Regions from separate parts of the Homo sapiens genome. Here region 1 is linked to region 2. The links are chromatin contacts, found by Hi-C or POLR2A ChIA-PET in ENCODE. All regions are on one chromosome and are shown on one strand. The core of a region is the stretch at or near the end of the contact, and the rest is flanking DNA. Distances in the headings are between cores, read along the strand shown.

Region 1 (2,700 bases), core at 3-2,502, 60 kb after region 2:
AGATTGTTTTCTATTTTCCTCTAAACTAATACTCTGATAATACTTTGTATACATATTCTTGTATATTTTGGGGGCTTTTTTCTTATGTTTTCTTTTGTGTGTGTGTATGTGTGTGTGTGTGTGTGTGTGTGTGTGAGACGGAGTCTTGCACTGTCGCCTAGGCTGGAGTGCAGTGGCATGATCTCGGCTCACTGCAAGCTCTACCTCCCAGGTTCATGCCATTCTCCTGCCTCAGCCTCCCAAGTAGCTGGGACTACAGGTGCCCGCTACCACGCCCAGCTAATTTTTTGTGTTTTTAGTAGAGACGGGGTTTCACCGTGTTAGCCAGGATGGTCTCGATCTCCTGACCTTGTGATCCACCCACCTCGGCCTCCCAAAGTGCTGGGAATACAGGCGTGAACCACCGCACCCGGCCTTTCTTTTATTTTCAAAGATAAAATTATTAGGAAAAAGTATAAGAACATTTTAAGAATATTTAAACATACCGTTAATTTTTTTCCAGGAAGATTGTACTGATTCAGCTCTCACTAGTAGTACATCGAAACAGCAATTTTACTGCACTCCTGCCACAACTGAATATTATCATTGTTTTAAATATTTGTTTAAACTCTCTTCTGAAACTTTACACTTCAGCTCAGCATTGGCTTGTAACTCTTCTCTGTATTTCTGTGCATAGGTAGTCCATATTATTCACCCTCCTTTGTGCAGGGTCCATTTCATCCATCCAAATATCCCAAGGATCTGGGATATTTGCAGATTCCCTGGGTCATGTAAGGGTCTACTCTGACATCATCTCATGTTATTCTACAGCTTGAGTCTGTCTCCATGTGTTACTTCTGTCTGGCCAGTGATCTCTCAGTGTGTTTTTGATTCCTCAGTGTTTATATCATCTCTAGTGATTAAAATTTTAACATAGCACAACACAGCATAGACACGGCACCTCTTTTCCTATGATGCAGCTCAGCAACATAGCATGATTCATCTTCCATGTAGAACAGCTGTGATTTGTGCTTCGTTGATGTCTGCCTCCCTACTTTTCCTCATAGCTCTCCTCTCATCTCCCCCATTTAGCATCTTTCACCGTTACAAGCAATGATCAGATAAACAGAGAGATGAAGGTAGTACAAAAGAAATCTCAGCCCTATCCTCCCTGTGGCTATGTTGGATCAATTTTCAGCCCATCTTCCCTAGTCCCTTCTCTGCTGGACTTAATGTTCCCTTCCTCCTGCCAGCTTAATCCTATCCAGGTCCTGAGTCAGTACTGACTACAGCTGCCTTAGTTCCAGCAGGCTCCAACTGGTTCTGGAGTTGGTCTGGGATATGATCATCTTTTATTTCTGACTCAATGTAAGACTCAGCTTGGGTATGTACTCCTCTGTATTAGAGCTCCCAGGATGGCTTGATGCCATTCTCGTGTGCTGCAGTGGCACCGTCTGCTTGCCTCTGTTATTATATACTTCCCGCTTGATTCCAACTGCCTGGTGACAAGGCAGCCTTCCCCACTGGAGATGAGAGCTCCAGGAGGTCAGGGGCTAGCTCATCATCCATGTATCCCTGGCAATTTACACAGTCCCTGGAGCCTGGCCCAAGCCTCCCTGTTTCTACTCTTGTTTTCCTACAACATACTCCTCACACAGCAGCCATGATGATCATTTAGAAACATAAATCATCCTTTCCCTGTAATTTACCAGTTTTCAGAGCAAGGGGTTGGTGCCCTACTTTTCTGAAATGGTATTTGTTGTGTTTTTGTTTTGGCTGGTGGTTTTGTGGTTCTCTAGCAGTTTTTATTTTTTGTCTGTGTTATTATGAACTAATAGGCTTAAAATATATTCAATATGAGATAGTCAATTTCAGTCACTATTGTTTTTGATGTAAAGATTGTCCCATCTTGCACCGGCAGAAGTTCTTTCAAACTAGTTCCTGGGAGATCTTTTTGACACAGCCCTGTTATCTTTGAGAGATTCTTTATTGCCACCGCAAGGTTTATCATCAGGTTCATCTTACTTATTTCACCCTGGACTTGGACTCAGCCCTTCTCCATGAATCTCTGGTCCCTTTTAGTGTTAATGTTACTTAGAAACCATAATCTGAACACGTATGGATATTTCTTGCCACTGGTTTGTCATTATTTCTAAGAATTTGAGTGGACAAAATTAGGGAATACTCATTTTGGTTGTCCTGTTTTACTACATTTCAAAATAAAAAAAATCCCTAGTTGATGAGGAACATCTTTTTCCTTAGAGAAGAATTATAGTTATTAAATGTAGAAGAATTAGTGAAATTAGAAAATCCCCATTTAACAACACTAATGAAATAATTGATTCAGGCAATAAACATTAACAGATGCTAAAACCATTAAGAGAAGAGATGATAGGGACTTTTACAACGGAAGAATCAGGCTGTCTCATCTGAAGCCATTGATCAATGTAAGCGGTTTCAAAATGAGACAACCAGACATTATGTGCTACATGATGTAATGCAATAAAAAATACACAACATCACTTACAAACTTTTCTTGCCAAAAAATGTTAAACTTGAGTTGAATCCAGACTTACGTCTAACTTTTAGTTTGCAGACCAGTTGGAGAGCAAATAGACAAATCCAGAATTTGAACCAATTTGTAGGACAGCTAACTCAGTTTCTTCCAGAAGTCAAGGACCAGAAAAAAAAGGAGTGTGTGTGGGCGGGGGGAATCTGTTC
Region 2 (2,700 bases), core at 77-2,576:
ACCCTCATGGGGTGCAACGAATGCCCAGAGGATGGGGGATCAGTTGTCCATAAAGGTGAAGAGTAGAGCTGGGAAAAGAGCCAGAAAGGGATTTATGGAGTGTGTGACACTTTAGTGAGCTGCATTCTGAAGGAGAGGTGTTTCCTAGGTGGAAAGGTGCAAAAGCAGAGATAGGCAAGACTTAGCTTCCTCAGGGAATTACAAGCAATTCAGTATGGCGGCAGTGAGGAGATGGGCCCAGAAAGAGATGAGGCTGTAGAATTAATCAGCTGGGAAGCTGGAAAGCACTTCTGCAGATGTTCATGGAAGAATTGTGTAATGCTACTGTCCTGGAAGAGCTTACCAAGTACATTGCTTGTCTTTCTTATTTGGCTACACTGAACTTTAAAAGAAGGAGTTAACATCTCCATTGGAGGAATGTACAGGTACTACATATGTAGATGTGTACATATGTGCACGAAAGCCCACCCATGGCTGCACCCCACCCAAACATTATAGGAAGTCAGTAGTTGTTATTTCTTCAGAAAATAGAGTTCCCCCAAAAAGATTTTACATTTTTTAATAAAGTTTGCTGAAGATTTTTTTCATTACAAAAGTTAACACACTTTTTTAGTTATAGAAAGGTAGAAAAAGAAAGTTAAACCAAAATAGAACAGAGAGAAATAAACATATTTATATTTCCCAAAGAAAGTTATTAATATTTTGATAATTTCCTTCTAGCCTTTTGTCCTATGCACAAGTTTAATTTGTTTATTTGTTAACCAAAGTATTAAGTCTGAATAGACTATAAAGAAGGAAATAGTTCATGGGATTTTACTTCAAATATATATAGATAGTCATAAAGATCATTCAGCAATATTTATTAATTTTCTATTATGTGTCAGACACAGTGCTAAGTGCTGCAATAAAGCAATAAACACAGTAGGCATAGTGACTACCCATGCAAATTCCCGTGGCAATGGGAAGGACAGGAAATAAAAGAGGTGTCATGGGGACAGGAAAGGCTGGCAAAACTTTTGGCTCCCTCAGCAGAAACTCCCCAATACCACTCTGCCCCTTCCCTTCATAGTTATGAAGTCACTGAGTGCTGGCATTGGAAGGGCCTTTGAGCTCTCATAGTCCAAATAATAGTGTTTCTTGGTTGAAACAAATAGGACTCTTTAAGCCTGGCTTTTTCTCCCCTAATTCCTGGAGCATTATTGCCTTCATTAAGCTACCCCTCCTCTGGTAGCCAGTGCTTCTTCCCCCCCTGCTACCTGCCCCCTGCCACTGAGGCAGCCCAAAGAACAGGAAACCGGAGGTGGCCCTGCCAGAGCTGTCAATAGCAGCAGGCATCTTCCTTCCTGCCACAGGGGTGATAAGACACAAGGCCAAGGGGAGGGAGCCCCTCTCGGCTGAACACTCCATGTGTTGTCCTTTGCCTTAGAAAAACCTTCACTCTTCCTACCCCACCAAAGTAGCCAGTCACCACCAGCATGGAAAACAAATAAATAAGCTAAGCAAGGTCACAGTTATTTCTGCTGTTGTGAGATCCAGCGTCACATGTAAAAAGAGTTGGTGGTTTCTAATCCCCCACTGCCCAACACAAATCATATTTCCCTCCTCAGGCAGTACGTCTCAAATTGCAGCTTTATAAAGCCATATCTTTGAGTCAAGGGACTTTAGTTTCTATATATCTCATGCCTAAATGAACTAAATATTCACTACATAAACCACCCTTACACCATGATTAGTAATGGATCACATCATGGTAATGTACTCACACCAGATTCCGCTGCAGCCTGTTAAGCATCATTATGACACACTGGCTGGTCAGTGTTGGATAATTTAGGGATAGGCCCATGTTAAGGACCAGGTAGCCTTGGTTGTGTTATCACAATGGAGCCTCAGAAGCCTGAGACAGCAAGAGGGCCAGGAAGTCTGAAGTGTTTGAGGAGAAATGTTCCAAAAGGAAACTTTCCTTACTTCATCTATTTTGCACCACACACGTCCTGACACATCAAGGGTATTCTCACAGTAACTGGCAATTCTATGAACTTTAGAATCCATTCAGGCAATCACATGTCTCTGTCAGCTGTACTAAATGTCTTTGAAGCTGGGAAATTCCTTTGACTCTGGTTAAATATTACATAAAACATGCCTGCTTTGAATGGGCAAACCATAAACTGTACAATAAAGTGTGGGAGAAAGAAATTTGGGCTTGGAGCCATAAGATATGAGTTTGAGTCCTTTCTAGTGGTCTGACCTTGAGTAATCACTGCTCTCTAGATTTTAATATCATTCATAATTGTGCTCTACTGTAATCTCTTATATAAAATATTTCCTGGCCTCTCTTTTCTACCAGGCCCTAGACAGAATTAATTATATATATAGATATATATGTGTGTGTATATATATGTATGTGTGTATATATATATATAAAACAGATATATATGTTTTATTTACATATTTAAAGCATACATTTATATATTTAAAATACATTAAAATATATATACTTTATAATAAAAATATATACATTTACATATATTTAAAATATATAAATATATATACATTTTATAATATAAAGTTTATTTTATATTATGTGTATAATTAAAATGTATTTTAATATAAATTTTAAAAAATGTATAAGCATGTTGTATATAATTTTTCATCTCCCTCACTAAACTTGATTGCTGCAGGATTCATGTCTTTGATTCCATG

Evidence for each region. A loop is a pair of places that touch in the nucleus more often than their neighbours do. ChIA-PET counts read pairs that join two places held with the same protein, here RNA polymerase II (POLR2A).
Region 1: a loop to region 2 is called in a map of heart right ventricle, with 4 times the contacts of the local background. The contact joins two enhancer-like sites. A Hi-C loop is called at or near these places in 2 of 168 maps with a recorded cell type or tissue (endothelial cell of hepatic sinusoid and heart right ventricle). POLR2A ChIA-PET finds 5 or more read pairs at or near these places in 1 of 52 experiments (HepG2).

The regions. Positions count from the first base shown.
Region 1 is chr1:168,892,184-168,894,883 of GRCh38, forward strand. No RefSeq gene overlaps it. Among named protein-coding and RNA genes, the nearest start is that of LINC00626, 110 kb to the left of the region's middle. Within about 2 kb of position 1,253, at least 12 of the 41 ENCODE cell types and tissues checked have a DNase peak (open chromatin) inside an H3K27ac peak, as active enhancers do.
Region 2 is chr1:168,832,568-168,835,267 of GRCh38, forward strand. No RefSeq gene overlaps it. Among named protein-coding and RNA genes, the nearest start is that of LINC00626, 47 kb to the left of the region's middle. Within about 2 kb of position 1,327, at least 4 of the 41 ENCODE cell types and tissues checked have a DNase peak (open chromatin) inside an H3K27ac peak, as active enhancers do.